Linked DNA regions of Mus musculus: region 1 is linked to region 2. Evidence: chromatin contacts called from ENCODE Hi-C or POLR2A ChIA-PET data. All regions are on one chromosome and are shown on one strand. The core of a region is the stretch at or near the end of the contact, and the rest is flanking DNA. Distances in the headings are between cores, read along the strand shown. Region 1 overlaps Rnf157 (ring finger protein 157). Region 2 holds the start of Foxj1 (forkhead box J1).

Region 1 (7,384 bases), core at 3,807-6,306, 54 kb after region 2:
GTTCCTGCTCTGTGCTTTTCTTGCTGCTGTCAGGTCACTTCTGGTGCCTCCCCAGCTCTCCGGCCTTGGACATCCTGCTCAAGCCTCTCAGATGCCCTTGCTCTAGAAAACAGGCCCGCACTCTCCATGCCAGGACACCTAATCTTCTCTCCCAGTGCTTGCTCGGCACATCAGAGTGAGGGGTGAGTCGGCTTACTCAACCCTGCTTTCTGCAGGAATATCAAATGGCAGCAAGGCTGACTGAAAGCTCCTCTTTCTCTCTCCCTGCCTCCCGACCTCACTCCTACGGTTACTATGTGCAAGCCCCTACTTCACAAGTTAATACACTAGTAAGTTCCTGTTAACAACCTGGCCTGAGATGGGTACTGCAGTAAAATCCAATCATTTTAGCTAGTTAGAAAAGTGAGGCAGGGGCTGGAGAGATGGCTCAGTGGTTAGGAGCACTGACTGCTCTTCCGAAGGTCCTGAGTTCAAATCCCAGCAACCAGTTGGTGACTCACAACCATCTGTAATGAGATCTGATGCCCTCTTCAGGAGTGTCTGAAGACAGCTACAGTGTACTCACATATAATAAATAAATAAATCTAAGAAAGAAAGAAAGAAAGAAAGAAAGAGAGAGAGAGGGAGGGAGGGAGGGAGGGAGGGAGGGAGGGAGGGATGTGAGGCGCCTAGGCACCATAGCAAGACCACATGCACAAGTTGAGGACCAGAATTTGATCCTGGAACTCACAGCGGGAGGAGAGGAGGAATTCCTGAAAACCATCCTCCACCTTCGTACGTGTGTGTGGCATGCTGGCAAAACATTTTATTCTTTTTCTTTTATGTTTTTTTGAGACAGGGATTTTTTTTTTTTTCTTTTTTGAGACAGGGTTTCTCTGTGTAGTCCTGGCTGTCCTGGAACTCACTTTGTAGACCAGGCTGGCCTCAAACTCAGAAATTTGCCTGCCTCTGCCTCCCAAGTGCTGGGATTAAAGGTGTGTGCCACCACGCCTGGCACCAAAATTGTTTTTCTTAAGACAGAAAGAAAGGAAAAAACCTTGTGTCTAAGTCAGGGTTTCTATTCCTACATAGACATCATGACCAAGAAGCAAGTTGGAGAGGAAAGGGTTTATTCAGCTTACACTTCCACATTGCTGTTGATCACCAAAGGAAGTTGGGACTGGAACTCAAGCAGGTCAGGAAGCAGGAGCTGATGCAGAGGCCATGGAGGGATGCTACTTACTGGCTTGCTTCCCCTGGCTTGCTCAGCCTGCTCTCTTATAGAACCAAGACTACCAGCACAGAGATGGCATCACCCACAAGGGGCCCTCCCCCTTGATCACTAATTGAGAAAATGCCTGAGCTCATGGAGGCATTCCCTAACTGAAGCTCCTGTCTCTGTGATAACTCCAGCTGTGTCAAGCTGACACAAAACCAGCCAGTACACCTTGTCTCTAGCTGAGTGTCACGGCACTTCTAAAAATCAGCACTTGAAAAGTAGAGGCAGGGCTGGAGACATGGATGGGTCATCAGTTAAGAGCAATGGCTACTCTTCCAAAGGACCTGGGTTCAATTCCCAGCACCCACACTACAGCTCCTAACAGTCTGCAACTCCAGCTCCAGGGGATCTGGCACTGTAATGAAGACACACATGCAGGCAAAACACTAAAGCACATAAAATAAAAATAAACAAAGCACTAATTTTTTTAAAATCACTTAAAAAAGAAAGAAAGGAAGGAACAAAGAAAGAATGGAAGGAAGGAAGAAAGATAGAGGTGAAGATCAGAAGGAGTTCAAAGCCTCTGCTACACAGCAAGGTTGAAGCCAGCCTGGGCCACCTGAGACGTCTGTCAAAATAATGTGCCTGCTCAGTGGTAGGATGCTTGGCAGGGCATCCCCCTGCACACATGCTAATAAGAGCATACAATTGCAGACACTGCATTTGGCACAGCTTTTGGGCACATCTCTAGAAGACTGGGAAGCCAAGCACACACGTGCTCCTCGGTTCTTATTGGCCTTGCTGCAGAGTGTACGAGGGGCAAGGCATGAAACAAACCACTTCAGAGAACACAGCATGAGGGGAACTGTCAGGACTGGCTAAAATGCAGCAGTTTCCCCAGGAACTCGAGGAATGTTACATGGACTCCTGGCCGCAAGCAGAGAGGACAGCGAGAGGACAGTGTGGCAGAGACAGCTCCCACTGACTAAGTAACTTAGAGCTTCACTGGTTTTCTTCTGCAAACTAACTCTAACCAAGGGGGCAGAGAGGCCAGCAGCTGCTCTGCCTGCACTTTCCAGGACCGGGATGGACTCTACTGTGTATTTCTTTGCTGTGGTTCCCAGAGGCCTTTGGAAGCCCAGGGCATCGCCTACTACAGCACTGAAGAAGCTGGGAGTGGGGTGCGCATTTATAACCCCAGCTCTATGCAGATAATGCAAAAGCATCTTGAATTTGGGGCCAGTCTGCACTACGTAGGAAAACACTGCCAAAACCAACCAACCAAACAAACAAACAAAAAAAAAAAACCAACCAATACCTTGAACCCAACGTACATGCTAAGGGTGCAGAGCTCAACGGTAGGTGACTTGCTTCCCATGCATGAGGCTGTATGTTTGACATGTAGCACTCTAAAGACAAGCCAATAAACGATAACGTAAAGACACAACGGATGGTCCATCTGCCCACAATGAGCAGCAGCTGAAGAGATAACTGGAGGAGAGGCTGGCAAATATAGCTGTCACTGTCCCAGGCTGCTTCTCATCCAGCAATCTGAAGGCATCTTCCAAGCACTGCACTCCTCTCAAGTCAGCACCATCCCTGCTTTATAAGTGTGCAATCTGAGACCTTCCATGGTCTCACAGAGGTTAACGGCAAGATAAAAAATAAGACTTTAAACCCTGATTCCCACTCTCTTCCGCCACCTTTCTGGACATCCACACACTCATTCATGCAAATCCAACCCTGAGAGCTGACTAACAGTCTGCCTTGAGGCAGTGTGCAGGGCGGGGGGGGGGGGGGGGGGCGGGGGCCGATCCCTAGCCTGGAAGGCTTCTCTGCAGCCCACTGGGAAAAGATGGCAGGAAATACCTGTTAAATCCTACAGACCCGGGGAGCCAGGAAGTCTGTGGCATTTATATCTCAATGTGACAATTAATTTCAATGCGGTTCTCATTCTGTCATCCTCCCCCTCCCCCCTCTGGAAAGAGGAGTGGCTCTTGCCCCCTGCTGCTGGATGGCTTTAAAAGGCTGTCTTCTCTGCTCTGTAACTTGATGCTCACGAGCAGACACCCAGCGCTGTCACTTGAGAGTCGAGTCAGTTCTACAGAACTAAAGCCCCGTGTCTACTCTCAGTTTCAGGATGTCCCCCAATCAAACCTAAAGAGCACCCTGGCAAAGCCAGAGGTCAGCTCAGCAGATGGAATTACACACCACATGCTTACTCTCTGAGGGAATGCTCCAGGAGGGCACAGCAATCCTTGAGCCCTTTTAGATCTCAACCAAACCTACAAAGTGCTCCTGGTGATCCACACAAGGGTTCCTGGGCAGAATGTGGGACAGACTGGGTGTGCCTGACCATGACCCAACAGCAGAGTGCTGAGGCTCTGAAGCACGGTGAGGTCAGAAGCTGACTGGCTCCCTGGCAGGCTTGGTAATATTCAACTCTGTGGCTCTGTGCGCCTGCTGAATGAGCGCCGTTCTCATTAGGCTGAAGACAAGATGAGATAACACACATACACTGCCTAAGACAACTGAGCTAGGAAGGGCTCAATACATGTGAGTAGAGAGAGGGAGATGCACGCTACATTCATCCTGTACACTGCTTTCTATTTTAGAGACAGTGTCTCGTGTTATAGACCGGACTGGCCTCACAATGATTCTCCTGCCTCAATATCCCAAGTGCTAGGGTTGTTTGCTCATTTGCTTTTCAAGAGAGGGTTTCTTTGTGTAGCCTTGGCTGTCCTGGAACTCGGTAAACCAGACTAGAATTTAAGTCACAGACATCCTCCTGCCTCTGCCTCCTGAGTGCCAGGATTAAAAGTGCCACCATCACTGGGCCAGAGTGCTAGAGTTATATAGAAATGAGACATCACTGCTGGACTATTTTGGCTTTTTTTTTTTTTTTTTTTTTTTTTTTTTTTTTTTTGGTTTTTCGAGACAGGGTTTGTTTCTCTGTGTAGCCCTGGCTGTCCTGGAACTCACTCTGTAGATCAGGCTGGTCTCAAACTCAGAAATCCGCCTGCCTCTGCCTCCCAAGTGCTGTGATTAAAGACGTGCGCCACCACCGCCCGGCCTATTTTGGCTTTTGAAAGTGTCTCCACATAACCCAAACTGGCCTCAGACTTGACCCCCTCCCACCTCAGCTTCTGAAGTACCACATTATAGGCATGAACCCCATAGCTGACTTAATATGATTTAGAAAAAAAATCTCTAGGGGCTGGAGAGATGGCTCAGAGGTTAAGAGCACTGGCTCTTCCAAAGGTCCTGAGTTCAATTCCCAGCAACCTCATGGTGGCTCACAACCATCTGTAGTGGGATCTGATGCCCTCTTCTGGTGTGTATGAGGACAGCTACAGTGTACTCATACATTAAATAAATCTCTGTTCAGCATTAAACACACACGATGGGTACTACAGAAACCAACATACCAACAAGAACACCAATGTGAATACTCCTCCGGGGTGGGGGTGGGGAGCCTCAGAGTTAAGGTCAAGGCTGCTACCTAGGAATTCAGGAGGAGCTCAGTCACGCAGGGTCCTGCACGGAGATGTAACCGAGGTGACTCACCTGGGGGAAAGTGTGCCATCATAAGTACACCTATATACAAGACGCTTTTGCTTGTCTTCAAGTCATCGTTACAGGCAGAAGAGGCCATCTAAATACACGCACGCACAGACTGGCCTAGAACTTGCTATTTGGCCCACACTCCCCATGAATTCACAGAACTCATCTCAGCACTGTGCTGAGAGACATGCCTCTGCACCTTTACTTAGAAAATTAGTATACAAAGTACTATGGTAGGAGAGGGGTCACCTGGGACAGGATGAGAGCCAGCATTGGCAACCTTCCTGAACACAATTTCTCTGAGTCACTCAGCAGCCCCAAATCTCTAAAGCCGTCCCTAGCCTAAGGAGGGTGTGGGAAGCCGCCCCCACATTCGCCGTCACAAGATGGCGCTGACATCCTGTGTTCTAAGTTGGTAAACAAATAATCTGCGCATGAGCCAAGGGTATTTACGACTACTTGTACTCTGTTTTTCCCGTGAACGTCAGCTCGGCCATGGGCTGCAGCCAATCAGGGAGTGATGCGCCCTAGGCAATTGTTGTTCTCTTTAAAGAGGAAAGGGGTTTCGTTTTCTCTCTCTCTTGCTTTTTCGCTCTCTTGCTTGCTTTTCTCTTTCTCTTGCTTTTCTCTCTCTTGCTTCTTGCTCTCTTTTCCTGAAGATGTAAGAATAAAGCTTTGCCGCAGAAGATTCTGGTCTGTGGTGTTCTTCCTGGCCGGTCGTGAGAACGCGTCTAATAACAATTGGTGCCGAATTCCGGGACGAGAAAATCCGGGACGAGAAAAAACTCCGGACTGGCGCAGGAGGGATACTTCATTCCAGAACCAGAACTGCGAATCACGTTTATAAAGGTTCCCGTAACACAGACTGTTGAGAAGGATTCAACTGCCGAATTCAGAACTCATCAGCTGGGGAACGACGGTGATAAAGGTTCCCGTAAAGCAGACTGTTAAGAAGGATTCAACTGTATGAATTCAGAACTTTTCAGCTGGGGAACGAGGTAAGTCTGATCTTGAACTTTCTAAGGAAATTCAAGACAGTCTATCAGAAGTAAAGTGGAAAATGGCTTTACAAGTTATGTTTGGCCTTAAATTTTTTCTAGTGTTAGAAGCCCTTCTGTTCCTTTTCACATGTTATATAGTGCTTAAGATAGGGCTGAAAATTCTAGAGGAAATTCAGGACAGTCTATCAGAAGTAAAGCGGGGAGAGAGAGTAGGAGCAAGGAGAAACGGTAAGTATACAGGCCTTTCCAAGGGTCTTGAACCCGAGGAAAAGTTAAGGTCAGGTAGGAATACCTGGAGAGAGATTAGAAGAAAAAGAGGAAAAAGGGAGAAGAAAAAAGATCAATTAGCGGAGGTCTCTAGGAGAAGGAGCCTGTGCTCTGAAGAAACAGACTGGGAGAAAAAAGCGGCTCATTATGAAAGAAAAGGATACCAGCCGCCAAGTAAAGTGCTAACTAGTCATTTAAGGAAAAAGCCAAAAGCGGCTGGCGAAGGCCAGTTTGCTAATTGGCCTCAGGGCAATCGGCTACCAGGTGCACTCCCGCCCTATGCGGAGTCCCCGCCCTGCGTAGTGCGTCAGCCCGTAGTGCGTCAGCAATGCGCAGAGAGGCAGTGCGCAGACTCATTCATTCCCCGAGAGGAACAAAGGAAAATAGAACAGGCATTTCCAGTCTTTGAAGGAGCCGAGGGTGGGCGTGTCCACGCTCCGGTAGAATACGTACAGATTAAGGAAATTGCCGAGTCGGTTCGTAAATACGGAACCAATGCTAATTTTACCTTGGCGCAGTTAGACAGGCTCGCTGGCATGGCACTAACGCCTGCTGATTGGCAAATGATTGCAAAAGCCGCTCTCCCTAATATGGGCAAATATTTGGAATGGAGATCTCTGTGGCGAGAGGCTGCACAGGCGCAGGACCGAGCAAACGCTGCTGCTTTAACTCCAGAGCAGAGAGATTGGACTTTTGACTTGTTAACGGGTCAGAGAGCTTATTCTGCTGAACCTGATAAGAGGTATCAATGGAAGGTCTTACCACAGGGAATGTCCAATAGTCCTACAATGTGCCAACTTTATGTACAAGAAGCTCTTTTGCCAGTGAGGAAACAATTCCCCTCTTTAATTTTGCTCCTTTACATGGATGACATCCTCCTGTGCCATAAAGACCTTACCATGCTACAAAAGGCATATCCTTTTCTACTTAAAACTTTAAGTCAGTGGGGTCTACAGATAGCCACAGAAAAGGTCCAAATTTCTGATACAGGACAATTCTTGGGCTCTGTGGTGTCCCCAGATAAGATTGTGCCCCAAAAGGTAGAGATAAGAAGAGATCACCTCCATACCTTAAATGATTTTCAAAAGCTGTTGGGAGATATTAATTGGCTCAGACCTTTTTTAAAGATTCCTTCCGCTGAGTTAAGGCCTTTGTTTAGTATTTTAGAAGGAGATCCTCATATCTCCTCCCCTAGGACTCTTACTCTAGCTGCTAACCAGGCCTTACAAAAGGTAGAAAAGGCCTTACAGAATGCACAATTACAACGTATTGAGGATTCGCAGCCTTTCAGTTTGTGTGTCTTTAAGACAGCACAATTGCCAACTGCAGTTTTGTGGCAGAATGGGCCATTGTT
Region 2 (7,113 bases), core at 1,076-3,575:
GCCAAGCGCATAAGGCTCTTTTCTGGGACCTGAGTTGGCAAAGGCATTGAATAAGGAGAAGATTGGGGAATCTTTTGACCCAGGGTTAGAGCCATTTGGAATGGGTTAGGACTATGATCGTGCCCTCTTGCTCCTTGGCTGCCTTAGGGAAGAGTGGGCAACCTCAGGCCTCGTCTCTAGAACATGGATCTTGATACTGGAGGATGTTCACAGTGCTGTCTCTGTCTACTGAGCCTTATCTTGCCCTCTCCACACGCAGCAGCTTAGTTCTGCTCACACCACACTGGTGTCCAGGGGCCCAGGCTATGCTAGCAAGGCAGGTGGGCAGTGAGTGGGCACCCTTTGGCCAGCAGGGCTGAGATGTTTACACGGCAGCCTGGCCCATTGGCTGCTCTGTGCCAGGTTCTGGAGATTTAGAACCCGAAGCCACTGCAGCAGAAGTGCCCCTGTGGAAAGCACCTGGCTCAGGTAATTGCCCCCCTAGGGAGGCTGGCTGAGAGGGTGGGGGTGGGGGCAGGAAACTGGGGAGGAGCTGAGGTGGGAGGCTGGTCAGTGGCTTCAGGATGACTTCCTGACCCCTCCACCTGGACAACTGATCTTTGTACCCAGAGGGGCTCATCTCTGCCCTACTCTCTAGACGCAGGGTGCAGAAGTTGGCAGGGAGGTCACCTAGGTTCCATTTCAGAGTCCAGTTCTGACTAATTCCTCGGGCAGATCATTGTCTAGGAATTTTCGGACACGGGACAAGAATGTGCCTTAGTGTTACATCCCACATGAGGCTACACCGGGCCCTATTGGTCCCTCTTCTACAACTTCGTCTGTACCTCCAGGGCCTTGGCTCCAGACAAGGGAGCAGTTTCAGAACCTGGCAGAGTGGTCAGGCCTCTCATGAGGCCTGACCTCACAGCCAGGTGTCTCCTTGGCCTTGCAGATCTGGTATGCGAGCCTGGCTAAGTGCCAGAAGGAGGTCGTGAGGAGGGAGTGGCCACCACCCGCACCTCTCCTCCCCCTACCTGCCAGGTGGGGTCTGCATGGCGGAAGTAGCAGAAGTTGTCCGTGATCCACTTGTAGATGGCCGACAGAGTGATCTTGGTGGCCTTGCTGGCTTGCATGGCCATGCAGATGAGAGTGGCATAGGAGTAGGGTGGCTTCACGTGTGGGTTGGTGGCATAGTCCACGTCGTCAGGGGGCGGGGCCTGCAGCCCCGGGGGCGCGCTTCGAGATGTGCACGACGATGTGGGCTTGCCGGGTGTGTGCGGCTGCCCAAGGCAGGCAGGGTCTGCCGCCAGCGGTGACCCGGGCGCCACCAAGCCCGGCACTTGGTGGTAGCCGTGGGGGTCTGTGCCTCCTGGGGGAAGAGTGGGAGCCTTGGCGTTGAGAATGGAGAATTCCTGCAGCCATTGCAGGCTGGTCAGGCTGTCATCCAGGGCGTCCGGCTCCTCCATGCCGCCCTCCGGCCCGGCTTCCTCTCCGGGACCCGCTCCGCAGAGGCGCAGCCAGCTCTCCGCCATGTCTGCGGGGACTCTCCGAAGGGGCGGTCAACATCCACAGGCTGAGCCGGAGTGGCCCGCCGCGCTCTCTGGCCCGCTGGTAACCCAGACTCCAGTTACACAGTCTCCAGAACACTCACTTCCATTCTGCGACCCAGGGGGTCGCCTCCTCCGAACACGAATGTGAGGCCTGCGGGAGCACCACGGAACTGAACACTCTTCCCCTACCCCGAGAGGAAAGAGGCGCCTTAGGGGGGGAGCCCCTCACATTCATCCCCGCAGCCTGTGGCGAGGTCAGGGAAACACAGGACCCTGGTCTGATCCTGCGTCTCCACCTCTCTCCATCTGCCCTTGAAGGGTTTGTTGGCCACAATGAGGGAAGAGGGTAGGAAGGCCCAAACTAACTCTTTTCCCCAAAGAGTGGGAAACTAAGATCACATCCCAATAGTCCAGGGGGGTCAGTACGACGCGGCTGGGGCAAAGTAGGTCATCTGATCCTTGAAAAGAGGTGTTAGGATGAAGGGTCTCGGGAAAGGAAGGTCACAGGACCGAGTTATGGAGGAGCAGGAAGCGATCTCCCGAACTCCTCAGATTTCATTTTCGTGGCCCCACTACTTCTGTGGGCGACCGATGGACTGGATAGCCAGCAGGTCCCGACGCCCTCCCATCCCGTGGTCCACAGCCCTCCCAGTCCCTTACCTGGCTCAGAGCGCAGCCAGCCAGAGGAAGGTTCTGGAAGAAGTTCCTCCCACCTCCCGCGGTTCTCTGTCCCCAGCTCGAGGGCTGTGCTGGCGCCCCTCTTCGCGCCCCCCCCCCTCGCCCGACGGCGCTTCTCTGAGCGCCGACGGCCCGGGGACCGGCATTAAGTAGACGCTCGGAAGGCTTCTTCTGCTGCCATGGCGACGCCCCGCCCCCATAAACAGCTTCCGCTGCTGTCATTGGCCAGTACGTCTCCAAGGAGACCGCGGGCCCTTGCAGCTCCTCTGGCGGCAACTCTCTGGAACTCTCTGGTTCTGCCGCCCTCTCCCGCGCCACCCAGCCCCCTACCCGCCACCGAGATCCGACTCTGTGCATTCCCGCCCGAGGGCCCCGCGCTGGGTCTCACGGCGGGTGCTCGGCTCCCGCTCGAGGCCCCGGGAACCCCTCCCCCAACGCGTCGGGTTTGACCGCTGAGGGGACCCAGCCCCGGATTCTGCAGACCAAGTCTCGGGGAACCGTGCCCTTGAAGTCTTTGCCCTCACCGGGCTGCCAGTGGCCTTTGTCTGGTTTCTGGGGCCTTTCCCTGGTCCCCGAGTGTCTTCTCTGGTGCCCACAGGCAAGTTTGACTCTCTGATGCCACCTGTCGCTTATAATCCGCAGAAACGGCCACACAGCTCGCAGACACACCGAGGCGGGTAGGGTAACCCAGCGTCTCCCGGTAAGCAGCTCGCCCACTCACCCTGCTCAAGTTCCCGGAAGCTGGCATTCCAGGGGCATCTGCGGAGGTGCTGCCCTTTCAGACAGTCTAGGAAGCAGAGCCAGCCGGCAAAAAACAGAAAAGCCCTGGGCCTGCAAGATTCTCAAAGAGGTCATTTGTTCTACTGATTTAGCCAGGAACTGGTTAAGTGATGGGAACTACTAAGCATAAGGGATTCTGGGCCCTAGCTTTCCCTATTGCCATCAGCTTTGGGGTTCTTTAATAATTGACGAGCTGCAGGATTGGAAGTGATCGGGTTTAAGGCAGATGCAGAAGCAGGTAGGGCAGTCAGGAATGGAGCTGGCCTTGTACCCAGGTCTGCAGAAATACTAAAAAGAGCCTGAGCCACTGACTGAAACGAATACGTTCACAAACGAATTCACGTTGTAATTAATGGCTCCCTTGCCCCTGTAAACAGTTTTATTCACTTTTAAGAATCATGCAGCAATCCATAAATATTGCATCTTGATGTCCCCACTGTAATGTGCCTATAAGTGTACTCCATGAATGTGAGGGGTACACAGATGGCACATACAGAGCACACGCACGCACACACACACATACACACACACATACACACAGGTGTTCAGGCCCTAAAACAAAGTGTGCAGCCAGCACGCCAACACCAGATGGACAGGACTAGTTCCCCAGTGGGATGGATGGCTTAGGGTTTGAGTCTGTGCCTGGCAGATGTCACAGGGGATAGACACTCTGGTGGGATGAAATTAGGTAAAGCAAAAAGGCTCTTTGAGGAGGCCAAGATCTGGGCAGTACCAAGCATGGAAAGGTGCAGATACTGTGTGATGAGGAGCCAACGGCACCAGGAGAACATGCCTGACTCTGTACATTTGAGCCCCAAGAAAGGGATGGTTCCCAAATGGACTGGGTTGTGTGGCAGCTGACAGTGGGCCACCCTGTGAATGGGCTATTTCTGCTTGCCAAGAAGTAAAAGGGCAGAGTGAGGGGCGGAATGAGCAAGGCAGAGCAAAGGGTATGCTAACCTGGGTGCCTGGATTATGGAATTCAGGCTGAGCACTTGTGAAGGGAGACGGAAGGGCTGATTATAATGGCTTTTTCGAGGGTTCCTGGCCACTGTGGCTACTGTTTACCCGAATCTCCTTCATCTCAGCTTCTTCCCCTCCTCCCAGGTCACACCACACTGTGAACACCGCTTACCTACTGCCTGCCAGGGGAGAAGGGCTACGTGCAGCCGTGCAGCCGTCCCAGGCTCAGGGAACTTCCCTGTTGTTTCTGTTCTGGTTTTTGAGGAGGTGTGGATATTGCTCAGCCTACACTGGTGTAAACCTTAAGTGTGGGAGGGAGGGGCCCTCGGGATGCTGAGGAAGTAAAAGACGGGAAGCAGGGTGTTCAGAAGGGGCAACATGGGATCTGAAGCTCAGCCTGTCCCACGTCCCGCAGCGCAGCAGAGCCCCTAACAGTGGGATTACCATGGAAAGGAGAGCTGTGCGGTGGTGCAGGCCTGTGATCCTAACTCTTGGGCAGTACCGGCAGGAAAACCCGAAGTTCAAGGTCATTCCCAGCCACATGGCAAGTTTGCAGCCGGACTCTCCACCCCCGACCTCCCCTCAGGATCCTGGGCACTGGCATTTTGGGGAAAGCCTTTCAAAGAACACACTTGCAAGTCTAAAGCTCCTCGTATCGCACCCTCATAAGTGACTGTCACTAATCTTGATCCCCAAACCATCTCATGTTCCGCTGAACGACTTTCTGTTCCAAAAGCCACTAGATAGGCATCTACTTTAGAGCCATGTTAAAACCCACTGAACCCAACAATTTCCTGCCAGCTTGCTGCTATGGCTTTGAGTGCTAACCTGACAGCATCTCTCAGCACTGGTGAGCCCACCTCTCATCTATCCCATCTGAAAGGCAGGGGAGGAATGCACTAGGGTAGGGAGGTCTCCTAATCCTCTGGCCCCAGAGCCTCCACCATTCCTTTGGTGTTCCTGTGCACCAGTTTGAGAACCACTGGGCCTCAGCTCTTAGCCTAGTTCTTCAGCTATTACAAAGAGGGCAGAGAAGTGGTTAGCTGGGTTCAAGACCCCCTCAGTGGCTGTAGTGACGATATGGGAAGAGCCTGCCCAAGCACTGCAGGGAAGTGGCCCAGTAGGCCTTCCTGACTGCACTGGAGGAGGACAGGCCTTGCAAGGGGTATCTTCCTAACTGTGGACACCGGAGGTGCAGGAGACCAACTCTGTTAGATCTGGCTTCCAACCAATAGTTCGGTGGCTACCCTCTCCCTTAGGCGTGGGCAAGGAGCTCCTGGTGTTCTGGGAGGCCGGAGTGGATGGCCTTCCTCATGGAGCAAGTTCCCAACCAGTTCAAGTTAGGTTTCTAATTGTTTATGAGTGCCAGAGACCAAAACCTGTCCATGGGCGTCTAACAAGGCTGCCAAACTCTTCAGTCTTCTTGGTCTCCACTCAGAAGAGAAAGCCTACAGAAACAACCAGCCCTGACCCTCAGCTCAGCTGGCCCACAGGTTTGGCTGGCACGTATTAGCCCACAGAGGGAAGGCTTCTGGTTCTTTCTGAGAGGGTAAGAATCGCGGTTACAGGCGATGAGGCAGGTGGGTGGAGGGTTGCGCATCGTCCTCCCTTCATGTGAGTAGGAAGTCCACGAGTCTTGTTGAAGATGACCAGAAGGCTCGTGGTCCAGTGAGGGCAGATGGAAGGCAAGGACAGGAGGGGACGCCCAGGTGGAGGTGCAGATGCCCTCAGACAGCCATAGGATCCCATACACAAGGCCTGTTCTCCTCAGGGTCCTCCAGGCTGCTGGAGGATAAGCGCCGGCGCTGGGTATGGCGACAGTTGACAGTGTTATCCTCATGCTGCCAGGTACCTGGAGAAGGAACAACAGAGGTTCTGGGAGCCATTCCTTAGGCCAAGCATACATGGTGTCCCAGTACAGCAGCACAGGAGTCAACACAGAATCTAGCAGGATGTGTGTGACGTGAGACATCTGGCTGCATGAGCCACTCCTGAGAGGAAGAGTGAGGAGCAGGTGCTGGCAGGTGCCACGGCTGCCCCTCCCTAGCTAGGTAGTCGCTGCCTGTAACCCATGGACAGATGGGGAGACTGTAGGTGTTCTTCATTCGTGAACTTACCTAGCATCCAGCTTGCATGTTACATACTTGGTTCTGGCCTTGGGAGTGTTAGTTAGGAGGCTGAACTGGGCTGCTTCCTGCATGGAAGGTGGGTGTACAGAGAGCACACCCTGACCTATAGCCTGTGTCTGCAGGGGGGTAGGGGCGGGGGTGGGGCTGCAGCATAGCAGGGGCCAGGGAAGGGAAGCCTTGGGTGGGAGACGGTGTATGCCCACACCTTCACCTGTACCACTTCCTCGCCTGAGCACCTTTCAGTCCAAGATGCTGTTTATCACCCTGGCTTCTCCCAGCCTCTGGCTGCATCTGTGGCTCCAAGTGGAGACTCAACCCTGACGCTTCTGTTTCATGCTCTGATGCAACCTACCTACCTTGTTTTCTCTTCCTAGTCACACCCACACCTGCATCCACTCGGGCCTCAGATCAGTTCATAGGTTCCAACGGTCTGATCTTTGGCAGGTCACCTTCCTTAGGGGGCTTGGCCTTCTCGTATGCCCAGTGAGACAAGTGGGTAGCACTCACAGATTGGCTGTGAGGCCCGCATGGGGCCCTACGTAAGGGTGCCCAGCCACATACCTGACTAGAAATGACCTGTGAGCAGTTCCTGCCAGCTTGGTTTGGGGGAGCCTCATGTGTTTCCTAGGTCCCTCTAGCTGGCGAGTTAGCTCTGTTTTGTTCTCTCCAGGAGAGCGACTATGTTTTATACAATGGCAGGCCCTGCTCCTTTCCAGGCTCGGGATGTTCAGGGAAGGTACTTCATCTTGTTGGCTCTGCTCGGCAAGCTTCTGCAGGAACCATTTACAGGTTTGCACCCGGGAGCTCAGAAAGGTAGTGTGGCCCTAGGACGGAGATGGGGGCGTGGGGCTTTTCTATTAAGTGAGGCCAGCTAACTGTATATTGCAGTCCTGAGTCCAACTTACAAATGGCCAAAGTCAGCCTCAGATTCAGCGAGCCTAAGACACGAAGAAAGTCCTTAATAGCACATATGCTAGGAGGAAGCAGGTACTGATTGCTTATTTTGCATGAGTGGTCTGGTGTGAGGCTATATA

What was found. Hi-C counts contacts between places; a loop is a spot of excess contacts on that map. ChIA-PET counts read pairs that join two places held with the same protein, here RNA polymerase II (POLR2A).
Region 1: POLR2A ChIA-PET joins it to region 2 with 14 read pairs in Patski. The contact joins the enhancer-like site here to the promoter of Foxj1 in region 2. A Hi-C loop is called at or near these places in 2 of 37 maps with a recorded cell type or tissue (both gastrocnemius). POLR2A ChIA-PET finds 5 or more read pairs at or near these places in 3 of 5 experiments (Patski and embryonic stem cell).

The regions. Positions count from the first base shown.
Region 1 is chr11:116,384,291-116,391,674 of GRCm38, forward strand. All of the region lies in intron 2 of Rnf157 (ring finger protein 157), which reads right to left. Among named protein-coding and RNA genes, the nearest start is that of Rnf157, 25 kb to the right of the region's middle. Within about 2 kb of position 5,057, at least 3 of the 3 ENCODE cell types and tissues checked have a DNase peak (open chromatin) inside an H3K27ac peak, as active enhancers do; they include gastrocnemius, where a contact is called at or near this core.
Region 2 is chr11:116,333,029-116,340,141 of GRCm38, forward strand. Foxj1 (forkhead box J1) reads right to left here and starts at 2,326. Exons shown (of 3, transcript NM_008240.3): 1 at 2,190-2,326; 2 at 1,014-1,680. The coding sequence starts at 1,511. It overlaps Rnf157 (ring finger protein 157), which reads right to left. Exons shown (of 19, transcript NM_027258.1): 19 at 3,317-5,802. The coding sequence ends at 5,678.